Linked DNA regions of Homo sapiens: region 2 is linked to region 1. A link is a loop called in an ENCODE intact Hi-C map of the cell type or tissue named here. Cell type or tissue: IMR-90. All regions are shown on one strand.

Region 1 (8,000 bases):
TGTGGTTTGTCTCCTGCCTGGAATCTCCGGAGATGCTCTTCTTAGCGTGCCACACACCTCACCTGTGTGAATCCTTGGTCATTCTATTTCAGACAGCAGGAAGTCGACGCACAGAGGTGAAGTCACTTTGTCCAAGGTCACACAGTGGGTAAACGGTTGAGCAGAGCAGCCTGACTTGCACATTCACCCTCAATAAACACACGTACTGAGATAATAAAAGGAGATTCCAAAACCAGGATTCAGGCTGGGGTTACCTCTGAGGGGCTGGGAACTAGTGGTGATGGCGTTCTTCTTTCTTTAGCAGGTGGGGAGTGTGTGGGTGTTCATTGTATTGGTTTTTTCTTTATTTTCTGCGTATTCTTTCTTACCCACTGATCAATAGCATGTACATATTGTTTAGAAATAGGAAGGCAGAACCCAGGGGAAAAATGAAGGGACTTTAAACTGGAGTTTCTGCAGAGCCAAGTAGGGTGTGGGGACAGGTGGAGGGGTAGGGCATGGTGTGTTTTGGTGTGTTTTAGCTTATTTTTTATTGTGGTATTCTAGTTTTTAATACTATTTTGTCTGCATGTGTATTTGTAGCTAGTTAATGGGCACAGATAGCACCTAAAGAGAAAACTGTTCTGATTTCATTTATTCAGAGTTCGAAGACAGGTTCTACGGTTAGGAATGAGAATGGTGGTCGCTTTTGTGGGGGAGGCAGCTGGGAGCTGTGTGGGTGTGGGGTGTGGGTTACACAGGTGCAGATAGCTGTCAGAACTCATAGAATTGTGCACCAGATCTGTGCATATCACTGTGCATACATGTTTGTGCATATCACTGTGCGTACATGTTATCCTAGTTAAGAGGTAGCATAAGAGATTTTTGTTTTTAGAGACAGGAATTTGTTCTGTTGCCCAGGCTGGAGTGCAGTGGTGCAGTCATGGCTTACTGCAACTTTGACCTCTCAGGCTCAAGCAATCCTCCCGCCTCAGCCTCCTGAGGAGCTGGGTACTCGCATACCACCATGCTTAGCAAATTTTTTAATTTTTTGTAGAGACAGGGTCTCACAATGTTGTCTTGGCTGGTCTTGAACTCCTGGGCTCAAGCAATCCACCTAGCTTGCCCTCCCAAAGTGCCAGGATTACAGGCGTGAGCCACTGTGCCCGGCCTCATAAGCAATTTTTCGATGTATGAGTTTCCTCTTTGTGTTGAGGGAAACCCCAGACAGGTATAGGGCAACTCTGGCTTTAGTGCAAACCAGGGGAGAAGTGGCCGGGGGATGGTCTGTTTGGGTCATGGTTTTGTGGGAGAGAGGTTCCCACATCTCCTGTGATTTTCAGCGTGAACCCAAGAGGGTGTTTGTGTTTGCTATTTCTCCAGGCTTTCTGGGTTCTCAGGCAGAGTTTTCGTAAGTGCTGAGGGCGTGATGTGGGCATTTCACACAGTATCAGCAGCTTTTCCTTTCAAAGGGGCACTCTGCCAGGGTGGTGCTTTTCTCTAAGGTGTTGTGGAATGTTTGGACTCCAGAGTATCTGCTGCATGTTGCTGATGGGCCTTGGGAAGTTCTTCCCCATGCTGATGCTTGAAGCTTCCAATATGCATTCTCTTTTGCTCAAACCCATGTCCGGCTGGCGGTTGGTGAGGCCACTGTTCATGGGCCACAGACAGCCCGTCATCAGTGGGCTCCAGCCTGAGCAGCCTCTGCATCTGAAACTTTAGTTTCTGTGCTCTGGAGTCTCTGACTGTGCATCCTTCCCTGTCCATCCCCAGAGCCCAAGGTGGTGTTTGCTAAGGAGCAGCTGGCACGCAGGAAGCTGCAGGCAGAGGCAGGAGCCAGTGCCACACTGAGCTGCGAGGTGGCCCAGGCCCAGACGGAGGTGACGTGGTACAAGGATGGGAAGAAGCTGAGCTCCAGCTCGAAAGTGTGCATGGAGGCCACAGGCTGCACGCGCAGGCTGGTTGTGCAGCAGGCAGGCCAGGCGGATGCCGGGGAGTATAGCTGCGAGGCTGGGGGCCAGCGGCTCTCCTTCCATCTGGATGTCAAAGGTCAGTTGATAGAGCAGACATTTGAGCATCTCATGGGAGCAGGTCTGGGGGCAGTGTTTCAGCGTAGGCTGGGACAGTGCTTGGCGGCCTCCTGAGGGCCTGTTTCAGTTAATTATCTGCTGCTGTGTAACAGATCACTCCAAACTTAGAGGCCTGAAAGAATGATCAGTTTACCTGTCACCATTCTGCAGGTTGAGAATTTGGTCAGGGCTCAGCAGGGGTGGCTCATCTGTATTTCATGTGGTGTTGGCTGGGGCTGGGGGATCTGACTGGCCTCATTGGTGCACCTGACTGAGGTCCAAGCTGGGATGGCTCCAGTGGATGGGGGATGGCCAGGACAATGGACCTGTCTCTTCTTGTGCTGTCAGCTGGCTTCATTTCCATGCCTGCAACCTCATTCCTCCATGGTTGCTCTCTTTTTGGACTTCTTTCCATGGTGACTGGATTCTTTTCCTAGGGAATGGTAGAAACTATGAGGCTTGTTAAGCTGGGTTCTCAGGACTCCCAGAGTGTTACTTTCCCCCATGTCCTGTTGCTCAAAGCTAAGCATAAGGCCAGCTTAGTCTGCAGGAACTAGGGTGTAGAGAAGTAGACCCTACTGTCAGTGGGGGAGTGGCATGTCCTGTTGTAGAACATTGTGCACCCAGGGTGTCTTGACTCATCACAACCTTTTTAACAGTCTATCATAAGGACATGGGATCTGTTTAATTCTCTGCCATCCTGAACATGTTACCTTTTTCTTTCAAATGCTTGCCTCATGGTCACAAGGTGGCTTCCATAGCTCCAGCCATCATGTTCAAGATGGGAAGATGTGGAAAGGGTGTGTATTAGTTTTTTTGTTTTCTGCTTATTTTTTTAACTGCTTTGTAACAAATTATCACCAACTTAGTGGCTTGAAACAATGCTCACTGAGTAGCTCACAGTTCTGTAAGTCAGAAGTGCAGGCGTGGCGTGCCTGGGTTCTCTGTTCAGGGTCTCAGAAGCTGAAGTCAGGTGCCTGCTGATTAGTTCTCTTGGTTCCTATTTCCAGCTTACCCAATTTGTTGGCAGAATTCAGTTCCTTGCAATTGTGGGTCTGTGAGCCCATGGGTCCAAGGCCCTATTTCTTGGCTGGCTGTCAGCCAGGGAGCTGCTGTCAGATCCTAGAGGCCACCTCATTCTTTGCCATGTGGCCTTCATCGTCAGGCCAGTAATGGGTAATCTCCCTTGTGTCAAGTCACTCTCAGACTTCAAATCTCTTTTGCCAGGGAAGAGACCCCTCCCATTTATGGCCTCACCTGATTAGGTCCAGCCCACTCAAGGTCATCATCCTTTCGAGGAACTTAAAGTCAACTGATATGAGACCTCATTCCATCTGCAGGCTTCCTTCACAGCAGCACCTAGATTTAGTGTTTGGGCATTCTTAGAATTCTGCCTCCCTCATTATGGATGTTTCTGGCTGTCTCTTCTGTTTGGAAAACAAAAACTTTTCTTGAAGTTGGGAGTACACCAACCCCCATGCCTCCCTGACTTGGTGGGGGTCTTGCAAGACCTTGCTCAGCTCCAGGTAGCCTGGAGAATGTGCCTATGGCCTTATAGCCTTGGCAGGGGGACGTAGAGGAGGAGGAGGTGGACCTGGGATGGGAGAAGCTGGCCTGGGACTGGCCCCACAGCCCATACCCCACAGCCTGGGTTTCCACCCCTTTCTGAGGCAGGCTGGCGGTAGGATCGGTGCATGTGTGGGGTCATACTGCCACGTGTGTCTCATTCCTGTCTGTCTGCTGAGTGACCTTGGGTGAGTTGTTGATGTTGTATCATCCCCAAATTCACATCCACCTAGAACCTCAGAATGGGGCCTCATTTGGAAACAGGGTCTTTGCAGATGTAATTAAGTAAAGCACCTTGTGATGAGGTCATGGACTAGGGTGGGCCCTGAATCCAGTGACACTGTCCTTAGGCAGACCGGGAGACACACACAGAGGAGGCAACCATGGGAGATGGAGGCTGACTCTGGAGTGATGCGGCCACAAGCCCAGAGACTCCGGGAGCCCCCAGGAGCTGGGAGAGGCAGGGTGGGTCCTCCCCTAGAGCCTCCTGAGGGAGCACAGCCCTGCTACACCTTGATCTCAGATTTCTGGCCTCCAGAACTGTAAGAGGATGATTTTCTGTCATTCTGAGCCACTTAGCTTATGGTGAGCTCTTACGGCAGCCCCCAGAAACTCAGACAGTTGGCCTCTCTGTGCCTCAGTTTCCTCATCTGTAACATGGGATTCATGATTGTGGCATCTGGGGACTGTGCTTGTGTAGGGCACTGTGAATTATAGCTGCTGGGATTGGGTTTTGGGGGATAAATAGGTCAAGGAAGGAGGGCAGGGCCAGCTTGGTGGTGTAGACACTGGCTAGCCTTCACCCCAGAGGGCCGTGGTGCAGGGTGGGAGGGGACAGAGGTGTGCCAGGCTGCAGGAGCTCAGAGGCACTAGCTGCCAGCAGAGTGGGCACCAGGGTGTCTGGAAAGGTGTCAGTGGCAGTGGCTCATCCAGCCTGTTTCCCTGTCTGTAAAATGCGGATCCCAAAGTGCACCCAGCTCTTAGGGCAGGAGAGGGGATTAACATGAGATGGTGCTTGGCAGGGGTGCACTAATTGCTTTATCCCATCTTCCTGCTGCTGTTTTTATCCCTAGGGTGACACACGACTCAGACACTAGGGGGCCCAGGCTTGCACATCTGCGGGCTCTGTCACATTTGTGCTCCAGGGAGAGAAGCAGACAATGTCTGCAGCGTGGGCCAGGGGTCCTGTGTGGCCACACAGAGGAATGCTGACGTTCAGCAAGTGCCTGGGTCCATGAGGGCTGCTAGAGCAGAACACCATAGCCTGGGTGGCTCAGGAACCACGGAAGTGTGAAGTGTGCTGCTTGCAGCTCTGGAGGTCAGAAGTCCAAGAGCAAGGTGCCAGCAGATTCCGTGTCTGGTGAGGCCGCTTCCTGTTTCATAGACGGTGCCTTCTAACTGAGTCTTCACAGTGGAAGGGGTGAGGGAGCTTTTGAGGTCTCTTTTATAAGGGCATTGATCTCATTCATGACCCAAGTGATTCCTAAAGGCTCCTCCTCCTAACACCATGACCTTGGGGATAAGGATTTCAACGTGGGAATTTTGGGGGCCACAGACATTCCAACCATAGCAGTGAGAATGTGGGAGCTAGGTTTTGTGATGCTCTCAGGGTTTTACCCCAAAGGCAGGACTGGCAGGCTAGCGTGTTCTCTGTGTAAGTGCTTTTGTTAAATTGACTTCTTAACATATTGTATCACGCCTATCTGCTGTTCGTGGAATGTTGTGTCCCCTCCACAGTTTATGTTGAAACTTAGTCCCCTGAGCAACAGTATTAAGAGGGGGCCTTTGGGAGGTGATTAGGCGTCGAAGGCTCCACCCTCGCGAATGGATGAGTACCCCTAGATTATAAAAGGGCAAGTTCACCACTTCCATCCTGTCTCGCATGTGAGACACAGCAATAATGTGCTGTCTTGGAAGCAGAGAGCAGCCCTCACCAGGCAGCTGAACCTGCTGGCACCTTTTCATTTGTTTGGTTTTTGAGACAGGGTCCTGCTCTGTCACCCAGACTGGAGTGCAGTGGTGTGACCATGACTCACTGCAGCCTCGACCGCCTGGGCTCAAGCAGTCCTCCCGCCTCAGCCTCCTGAGTAGCTGGAACTACAGGCACGTGCCACCATACCTGGCTAATTTTCTCAATTTTTTGTTTGTAGAGATGGGGTCTTGCTATGTTGCCCAGGCTGATCTCAAACTTCTGGGCTCAAGCAATCCTCCCACCTCAGCTTCCCAAAGTGCTGAGATTACAGGAATGAACCACTGTACCGGACCTGACTGATTTTTTAGAGTACGTAATTCAAGTAACATAAAATTCACCCTTTTACAGTGTACGATTTGGTGGTTTTTAGGTTGCGTAACCACACCACAGTCTAATTCCAGAACATTTTCATCAACCCTAAAAGAAACTCTATGCCCCTTCATAGTCACTCCCCATTCCCCTTCTCCTCAGCACTTAGCAACCACTAATGTGCTTTTTGTCTCCCTGGATTTGCCTGTTCCGGACATTTCATTTAAACAGAATCATATAATATGTGGCCTTTTATGTCTGTCTTTTTTTTACTGGGCATGATGTTTTCAAGGCTCATGATGTTGTAACATGTATCAGTACTTCCTTTTCATAGCTGAGTCACATTCCATTGTATGAACAGATCACATTTTGTTTATCTATGCATCAGTGGACAGGCATTTGAACTGTTGCCACTCTGGCAACTATACATAATGCTGCTATAAACGTTTGTATGCAGGCTTTGTGTGAATGTATGTTGTCAGTTCTCTTGAGTAGATACCTAAAGAGTAGGGTTGCCAGGTCATACGATAATATTATTTACCTTAGTGAGGAACTGTCAGACTGTTTTCTAGAGTGGCTGCACCATTTTACATTCTTCAATCAGCAATGTATGAAGGTTCCAGTTTCTCTACATCCTCACCAACTCTTCTTGTTTTTATTTATTTATATTTTATTTATTCTTTTTTTAGAGACAGGGTCTCACTCTATTGCCCAGGCTGGAATGCAACGGTGTGATCATGGTTCACTGTAGCATTGAACTCCTGGGATCAAGCAATCCTCCCATCTCAGCCTCCTGAGGAGCTGGGACTACAGGTGTGCACCACCACACCCAGCTAATTTTTGTATTTTTAGTAGAGATGGGGTTTCACCATGCTGGTCTTGAACTCCTCACCTCAAGTGATCCATCCACCTCAGCCTCCCAAAGTGCTGGGATTATAGGCGTGAGCTACCATGTCTAGCCATGATGCTAGACCTTTTTTTTAGATAAATGATTTGCAAATATTTTCTTTCTTTTTTTTTGATTATGTCTTTTGCTGCATGAAGGTTTTAATTTTGATAAAGTTTAGGCTGGACATAGTGATGTGTGCCTGTAATCCCACCTACTTGGGAGGCTGAGGTGGGAGGATTGCTTGAGCCCAGGAGACTGAAGCTGCAGTGAGCTGTGATTGCACCACTTTACTCCAGCCTGGGCAACAGAGTGAGACCCTGTCTAAAAAAAAATTTTTTTTTAAATAAAGCTTAATTTATCCTCTTTTGTTGCTTGTGTGTTAGGTGTCATTTCTAAGAAATCATTGCCCAATCCAAGGTCACGAGATATACACCTCTGTTTTCTTCTAAGATTTTAGTAATTTTAGCTGTTACATTTAGGGCTTTGATCCATTTTAAGTTAATTTTTGAATATGATGTGAAATAGTGGTCCAACTTCATCATTTGCATGTGGAAATGCAGCTGTCCTAGCATCATTTGTTGAAGACATTTTTCTCCATTGAATTTTCTTGGCACCCTTGACCATAAATGTAAAGGGTTTATTTCTGGATTCTCAATTCTGTTCCATTGATTTCTAAGTTTATCCTTATGTTAATACCACAGTCTTAATTACCATATCTTTGTAGTAAGTTTTGAAATTAGAAAGTGTGAGTTTTCCAACTTTGTGTGTTTTCAAGATTGTTTTGGCTATTCAAGGTCTACTGCATTTCCATATGAATTTTAGAATCAGCTTTTCAAATTTTGGAAAAAAGGTAGGTGGGATTTTGATAGGGTTTGCATTGAATGTGTAGATCGATTTGGAGAGTATTGCTGTTTCTTCTAATCCATGAGTATGGGATACATTTCTATTTATCTGGGTCTTTTAAGATTTCTTTCAATGGTGTTTTCTAATTGTCAACATATAAAGTTTGCAGTTCCTTTGTAAATTTATTGCTAAGTAGTTAATACTTTGGATGCTACTGTCCATGGAACTGTTTTCATAATTTCAGTTTTGGAGTGCCATTGCTAAGGTACAGAAAGAGAATTGACTTTTGTATATTGGTCTTTTATCCTGCAACCTTGTTGAACTTGTTGATTAGCTCTAATATTTCTTTTGTGGATTCCTGAGGATTTTCTGT
Region 2 (8,000 bases), 150 kb after region 1:
GAGGAGGTGATGGTGGTACAGATGGGCCAGGCTGGGGAGTTGGCAGTGGTGGGGCAGGGCTCCTCCTGGTGTCTCCAGGGTCCAGGCCATGCTCTGGGGCCTGGAGGTCACCCCTGAAGGCTGACCTCACCCTCCCTCCTCAGCGCCGACATTCCTAAGGGAGCTCTCAGATGAGACTGTGGTCCTGGGCCAGTCAGTGACACTGGCCTGCCAGGTGTCAGCCCAGCCAGCTGCCCAGGCCACCTGGAGCAAAGGTAAGAAGCTGTCCCAGGGGCTGGGGGCTGTGTGAAATCGGGTGAGTGGCCATCCTGTGAGCTGGCCCCACGGGATGCCTCGCTGTCTGGAGGAAAACTGAGGCCCAGGGAGAGGTGTGAGGCCTGGCTGTGGCATGAGGCTTGCTCTGTCCTTTTGCAGACGGAGCCCCCCTGGAGAGCAGCAGCCGTGTCCTCATCTCTGCCACCCTCAAGAACTTCCAGCTTCTGACCATCCTGGTGGTGGTGGCTGAGGACCTGGGTGTGTACACCTGCAGCGTGAGCAATGCGCTGGGGACAGTGACCACCACGGGCGTCCTCCGGAAGGCAGGTACGTGGGCCACACTGGGGGTCCCACCAGGCCAGGGAGGCTGGGCTGGGGCTGCTGGGAAGCCTCATCCTGCGTGGAATGCTTCCGGGCCCGTGCATTGGCCGCTGAGGCATCCGCTCCCTGACCCTGAGCAGCCCACATCCCTATGGGGCCAGGCACCACACATGGCCAGGGCTGCAGGAGGCCTGAGAAGGTCAACACAGAGTTCTGACCGCCCAGGCTGCCTTGGGCTGGCAGGAGGCCCTGAGCTGGTCCCAGCAGAAACAACCAGCCTTGGGAAGGATGGCCGGACGCAGCTGCTGACGTTACAGGGCTTGGAAGGAAGCCTGTTCATCCACGCTCCCTGCCAGGGAGAAAGCCCATCCCATTGGCCACTTGCCGGGAGAACTGAGTTTCTCGGGCGCATGACCCATTGCACCATCTTCCCACGTTCCTTCCATGCCCATCCCTCCAGCCTATGCAGGAGTGGGCTGCTTCCCGTTCCATGCCTCAATCAAAGTCGAGTTACAAGCACAACACAGTTCCCTGGGGCGTGTTTCTGAGGTGGTCAGGATGGGGGCTACAGGCCTAGCTCTGGGACCCCTGGCCCAATGCCCAGAGTGGGCCGGCCTGCTTGAACCTGTGCAGGGCAACCCAGTGAAGCCCAGCAGCCCCACCAAGGGCCCTTCTGACCAGAGGCTCGGCCCCTGCACAGGGTTCTGGTCACACCCAGGTGGATGGGCCAGCCCAGGAGTGGGATCTGGCAGGGCAGACACCTCCCCAGCCCCTCGCCAGGAGAGGCCCCTCCTACCATTCCTCACTGTGACTGGACCCTGAATGAACAGGACCAGGGAGGGTGGGCTCCAGAGCCCTGGTGGCTGCCAGGGTGAGGCAGGCGCCAGCCAGATATTGGCCCCTGGAGGCTGGGTGCCCACCCTGGAGTCACTGACCATTGGGCAGTGCCTTGCAGAGCGCCCCTCATCTTCGCCATGCCCGGATATCGGGGAGGTGTACGCGGATGGGGTGCTGCTGGTCTGGAAGCCCGTGGAATCCTACGGCCCTGTGACCTACATTGTGCAGTGCAGCCTAGAAGGTATGAGGTGGCCCCTGTACCCGAGGCTCCGGCCACCCCTCCCGGGAGCCATGTCTAGGGGCCCTTGGGGAGATGCCTGGCCTGCTGTGTTCCCATGGGTGGCCTCAGGGAAGGGTTTCTCCACCCCCACTGACGTGGTGTGTGGAGGCCTCAGTGGCCCCTCACGTGCTCCTGTGTGGCCAGGCGGCAGCTGGACCACACTGGCCTCCGACATCTTTGACTGCTGCTACCTGACCAGCAAGCTCTCCCGGGGTGGCACCTACACCTTCCGCACGGCATGTGTCAGCAAGGCAGGAATGGGTCCCTACAGCAGCCCCTCGGAGCAAGTCCTCCTGGGAGGGCCCAGCCACCTGGGTGAGCCACACCACACTCGGGGCTTGGAGGGTGGGAACAGCAGCTAGAAGACCCAGATTACGCTCCCTCCTGTGCAGGGTCTCCATAGCTGTCCACTTCCTTCTGGGGAGACAGCTGCTCCTGGGCTTGGCATTCGAGGCCTACACACTTTAGGGGCCGCCTCACCCCCAGGCCCCCCCTTCACTCACCTACACTCCCATGCACTCATTGACGAGCACACAAGTCCATTCTGCTTCATTCTGAGTGTTGGTAGTGAGAGTTGGTAGTGACTGGCCTGTGCTGCCTCTAGCTTTGGTGGAGGAATGCTAGGGTTGATTAGTAATGTCTGCCCTGGGCTCAAGGGAGGAAGAGAGGGCATGATTGCTATGGGTGGTCCATTCTCAAATGCCCCTGCAGCCCTCACACACACCCTCACTCAGGTTGCCTCTCACTGCTTGCTGTACCCCCTCCCTGTCCCCATACCCCCAGAACCTGAGGAACAAGAGGTGGGAGTGCGTAACTCAAAGTCCCAGCTGTCAAGGTGCCTGGGAAGGGGTGATGGGAGACGTGGGGAGAGCTGGGGCTGTGGGGATGCCCTCTTCACCCCCTCTTATCATCTGCCCCTCCTCCCACAGCCTCTGAGGAGGAGAGCCAGGGGCGGTCAGCCCAACCCCTGCCCAGCACAAAGACCTTCGCATTCCAGACACAGATCCAGAGGTGCAGTGGCCTGGGGGGCTGCAGGCGGGTGGGGCCAGGGCCTGGACCCCCCCTTGTTGACCACCCATGCCCCCACACCCACCATCTCGCTGAACTGGGCTCCTGCTGCTCTGAGTGTTGGGAATCGGGGAATGGGAGGGGACCACCCACCAGCCTGACCGCTGTCCCCTTGAGCAGGGGCCGCTTCAGCGTGGTGCGGCAATGCTGGGAGAAGGCCAGCGGGCGGGCGCTGGCCGCCAAGATCATCCCCTACCACCCCAAGGACAAGACAGCAGTGCTGCGCGAATACGAGGCCCTCAAGGGCCTGCGCCACCCGCACCTGGCCCAGCTGCACGCAGCCTACCTCAGCCCCCGGCACCTGGTGCTCATCTTGGAGCTGTGCTCTGGGCCCGAGCTGCTCCCCTGCCTGGCCGAGAGGTGAGGGTGGCCTGGGGTGGTGTGGTTGAGCTGATGGACGGACTGATGGACTGATGGACCCAGGCCTCTGGGGTGGGGCTGGAGGACCAGGCCCCTCTGCACAGCCAGTGCCCCTCCCAGTCCACGGGGAGTAGTCTCAGCCCTGGCCCTGGTGGCCCCCACCCCGGAGCCTGGGCTGAGCAGCTTCTGCCCCCCAGGGCCTCCTACTCAGAATCCGAGGTGAAGGACTACCTGTGGCAGATGTTGAGTGCCACCCAGTACCTGCACAACCAGCACATCCTGCACCTGGACCTGAGGTCCGAGAACATGATCATCACCGAATACAACCTGCTCAAGGTCGTGGACCTGGGCAATGCACAGAGCCTCAGCCAGGAGAAGGTGCTGCCCTCAGACAAGTTCAAGGACTACCTAGAGACCATGGGTGCGTGTGTGGACAGTTGGGGGGACCTCACCTGGGGCGGGGGGCAGGAAGAAGCCCCCTCTCCTCCAGTGCTGTCCTCTCTCCCAGCTCCACTGCCACCCACTCAGCCACACACCTGGCCCACACACCTGTGCCCCACCTATCCCACCTGGGACCACTCACTCATGCCCACCACCTGTGTCCCTCCACCTGAGCCCAACCACATGTGCCCCTCCCAGCTCCAGAGCTCCTGGAGGGCCAGGGGGCTGTTCCACAGACAGACATCTGGGCCATCGGTGTGACAGCCTTCATCATGTGAGTCCTCCAACCTGTCTGGGGGTTGCTAGGTGGGCGGGGCAGTCTCCCCCCTCCACCCGAGGGTGACCTCAGGGCCCCTGCACCCCCGTCCACCTGAGGGTGACCTCACGGCCCCTGCACCCTCGTCCACCCGAGGATGACCTCACGGCCCCTGCACCGGCCACCCGAGGGTGACCTCAGTGCTCCTGCATCCCCTCCCCCTCCGCCCTGGTCTACCCAAGGAGGGTGACCTCAGGGCCCGTGCACCCGCCACCTGCGCAGGCTGAGCGCCGAGTACCCGGTGAGCAGCGAGGGTGCACGCGACCTGCAGAGAGGACTGCGCAAGGGGCTGGTCCGGCTGAGCCGCTGCTACGCGGGGCTGTCCGGGGGCGCCGTGGCCTTCCTGCGCAGCACTCTGTGCGCCCAGCCCTGGTAAGGCGCGCCCCTCTCCTCCTCCTTCTCCCCGCCCCCTCCTCCCGTCCCGCCCCCTCCTCCTTCCGTCCCGCCCCGCCCCGCCCCCCCACTCCCTTTCCCCTCGGTACTCTCCCTTCCCCCTCTCCCCTTTTCCACTTGCCTTCCCCACACCCCTCCCGCCGCTGGGCCACGTGCTGAGCCTATGTCCGTCCCAGGGGCCGGCCCTGCGCGTCCAGCTGCCTGCAGTGCCCGTGGCTAACAGAGGAGGGCCCGGCCTGTTCGCGGCCCGCGCCCGTGACCTTCCCTACCGCGCGGCTGCGCGTCTTCGTGCGCAATCGCGAGAAGAGACGCGCGCTGCTGTACAAGAGGCACAACCTGGCCCAGGTGCGCTGAGGGTCGCCCCGGCCACACCCTTGGTCTCCCCGCTGGGGGTCGCTGCAGACGCGCCAATAAAAACGCACAGCCGGGCGAGAAGTCTTCCGTCTCGTTGCATTATTTTCTTTTGGGGAGGAGAGGGAGTGAGGGCTCTGTCCCCGCCTTTCTGGCTGGGGCGCCGATCAGGCTGCCCCGCTGTGTTTGGGCCTGTGAGCCCCTTAGAAGGCGTCCTTAGGGGTCGCTCCCTCACTCCGATGCTCCGCGCGTTCAGCCCCTCGGGGCGTCTCCGTCCTCACACCCATGCGCGTTTATTCCACCCGCCGTGCGCCTTCCTCTCTTCCATCACGCTGACCTGCAGCCCCGCAGCCCGCTTTCTCCGCCGTCGGGCCAGCCGCTTGTTTCCACAACTTCTCTGCCCCGGGAAGAGTTCTTGGGCAAAGCGTGCAAGCGAGGGCGAGAAGCCGCGGGCCACGATCCGCTGGAGGAGAGGAGGCTTCAGAGTCGCTGGCGCGTGGCCTCGGTGAAAAGCAACCCAGTGTTTGAGATTCCATGGGCAATGACTACGCTGGCCGAGCCCCGCCCTGCCCCTTGCCAGGAGTGCAGGAAGCCTGGGCCGTGGGGTGCGCGCGTTGTCTCTCAAACGCTGCTGAATGTCCTTTCTCCTATTCTTTGACGTGGGAAAGGGAACTTGAGATAGGTGCAGCCCAGGAGACCTGGGAGCTGGCAGGGAGGGCCTTCTCCTCTTGCACATAAAACCTTTTGCAGAGGTCCCTCAGACACAAGGCCAGGCCCCTCATACCTATGTCTAAGCATAGATGGAGAGGAGGCTAACCGACCCCTCTTGGCTAAAATGGGTCATGCTGATTCCTGGCCAGCTTAGATTTATGGGGACATCCAGTGATGGAGTTGTCCTGGCTCTCTCTGACAGCATGCAACCCAGAATGAGGCCCGGTTGTTTTAAACACTCCTTTTAATCACCAAAACAGTCAGCTCTTCATAGCATCCTCTTCTCGAGCAGCCCCAGGGTTCCCGGGGTGGGGATATGATCTCCACTGTCCCCAGCAACAAGGCTGACGTTGGACGACAGCTTCGTTCCTGGGGGGCTGGGGCTGCAGGGTGTAGACAGCAGTCTCTACCCTCCTGATTCTCAGCTCATCTCAGGGGCCCAATGACGACCACATGCTGATGGGTCCATTCTGCAATGTCCAAATGCTGAACACCTCCCCTGAAATCTTACTGAGCCCAGGACACTTTGAATCAAAATCCAAGCATCGGCCAGGCACAGTGGCTCACACCTGTAATCCCAGCACTTTGGGAGGCTGAGGTAGGAGGATCACTGGAGCCCAGGAGTTCAAGACAAGCCTGGGCAATAATAGGGAGACTCTTGTCTCTACAAAAAATAAAAAATTAGCTTGGCATGGTGGTGCATGCCACCAGCATGGTACCAGCTACTCGGGAGGTGAGCCCAGAGGTCAAGGCTGCAGTGAGCTGTGATTGTGCCACTGCACTCTAGCCTGGACCACAGAGCAAGACCCTGTCTCTAAAAAGAAAACAAACATCTTCTAACTTGAACTGACTGCCCTCACTCCCTCTGCCCCCACACTGCCTCTGACTTTACCTTCCTCCTCCTTTACGACCTCCTGAGAGTCAGCATGTCACCACTCAATGCATCACAAAGGGTACAGGCACCGTGCACTCACTTTCCCAGGACACTGATGTCAGGGCGGGGTGGGGGGGAAGGTAGTATCTTTTCCTCACCCATTGCAAGGCGCATGGATGAACCTTGCACGTATGGCCCCAATCACAAAGACAGGTTAATAAGATAAAGCATGACACACATCTATTTAACAAAAGGTTTTATGTGACAAGTGAGCCTTCAGAAACAAAAACCCAAAGAAACAGGCAAATCTGTCTATTTTTTATGCTTGGGTTTGATGAAGAATGAACAGTCATGTAAAAATATGCTTAGACAAAAAGCAGGTGCAACTTAATGGTAATAAACTGGGGGCAACTTGCCAAGGCCCGTTTGTTCAGATTCTTCTTGGCCTCTGGAATGAGGATCCTATGACCCGCTTTTGGGGGAGGTAGGTCAGAGAATTCTCTTATGGCTTCCTTCAAGGCAGAAAAGCAGGAGACGGTCAGAGAGACACAATTTCCTTCAGCTTGAGATACTCAGCATGCCAAGGTGCCGTAATTTGGGGTATTGCATTCTGAGCCCCATCACTGACATCTCACAAAACTGTAGTACAATATGACGACCATTAAGACTGGTACAGTCAAGACAGAGAACATTTCCATCTCGAGGAAACCCTTATGCTGCCCAAAAAGGCATAAAAATAACCACATCCACTTTCCTCCCACAGTAACACTCCTTAACCCTGGCACCCAACAATTTGTTCTGCACTAATATAACTTTGTCATTTTAGGAACGTTCTATAAATGGAATAATCCTATATGTGGTATCTTTTGCCTGACATCTCTGGAAATTCATGAAGACTGCTGTATGTGTCAATAGTTCATTCCTTTGTATTGCTGCAGAATATTCCATGTTACGGATGCACCACTGTTTGTTTAACCACTTATCCATTGAAGGACATTTGGGTCATTCCCAGTTTTGGGCAATTACAAATAAAGCTGCTATAATCATTCATGTACACAGGTTGCTGTGTGACTGTAAATCTTTATTACTCTAGGATAAATGCCCAAGAATGCAATGGCTGCGTCGTGTTGTCATTTCATTGGCCAGCTTTATATCCTCATGGGTGAAATATCCATTCATGTCTTTTGCCCATTTTCTAACCAGATGGTTTGTTTACTTAAATGTTGAGGATGAAGAGTTCTGTGTATATTCTGGAGACCAGCCATTTGCCATATATGTGGTTTTCAAATATGTTCTCCCACTTTTGGGCTTGTCTTTTCTTCCTCCTAACAGAGCCTTTTGTCTTTTTTGAGGCAGCATTTCAGTCTGTTGCCCAGGCTGGAGTGCAGTGGCACAACCATGGCCCATTGCAGTCTTGAACTCCTGGGCTCAAGAAATCCTCCCACCTCAGGCTCCTGAGTAGCTGGAACTAAAGGTGTATGCCATCACATCTGGCTAATTTACTTTTTTTTTTTTTTTTTTTAGAGATGGGGTCTCACTATGTTGCCCAGGCTGGTCTCAAACTCCTGGGCTCAAGAGATTTTCCCACCTCAGCCTCCCAAAGTGCTGGGATTACAGGCGTGAGCCACCTCACCTTAACAGGGTCTTTCACAGGGCAAAAGTTGTTAAAAAAGTTTTAAGCTGTGATAAAATACACATAACATTTATCATTCAACCATTTTCAAGTATACAGTTCTTTTTTTTTTTTTTTTGAGACAGAGTCTTGCTCTGTTGCCCAGGCTGGAGTGCAGTGG

The links. Peaks named below come from ENCODE experiments on the same cell type or tissue, not always from the same donor. Only the 100,000 strongest peaks of a DNase experiment are listed, where the experiment ranks them.
Region 2: it touches region 1 in a loop (4-fold over the local background); 6 of 110 quality-filtered maps call a loop at or near these places.

The regions. Positions count from the first base shown.
Region 1 is chr1:228,222,707-228,230,706 of GRCh38, forward strand. It overlaps OBSCN (obscurin, cytoskeletal calmodulin and titin-interacting RhoGEF), which reads left to right. Exons shown (of 116, transcript NM_001386125.1): 10 at 1,753-2,028. Among named protein-coding and RNA genes, the nearest start is that of OBSCN-AS1, 13 kb to the left of the region's middle. In IMR-90, a CTCF peak has its summit at 4,713 (motif pointing right); DNase peaks (open chromatin) are centred at 4,955, 5,955 and 6,245; H3K27ac peaks cover 2,949 bases.
Region 2 is chr1:228,374,171-228,382,170 of GRCh38, forward strand. OBSCN (obscurin, cytoskeletal calmodulin and titin-interacting RhoGEF) reads left to right here. Exons shown (of 116, transcript NM_001386125.1): 107 at 144-254; 108 at 415-582; 109 at 1,532-1,654; 110 at 1,838-2,008; 111 at 2,623-2,704; 112 at 2,882-3,121; 113 at 3,319-3,542; 114 at 3,761-3,836; 115 at 4,101-4,250; 116 at 4,448-4,706. The coding sequence ends at 4,625. Among named protein-coding and RNA genes, the nearest start is that of TRIM11-AS1, 16 kb to the right of the region's middle. RefSeq lists an enhancer at 4,428-4,497. In IMR-90, a CTCF peak has its summit at 4,549; DNase peaks (open chromatin) are centred at 911 and 4,471; H3K4me3 peaks cover 756 bases; H3K27ac peaks cover 1,273 bases.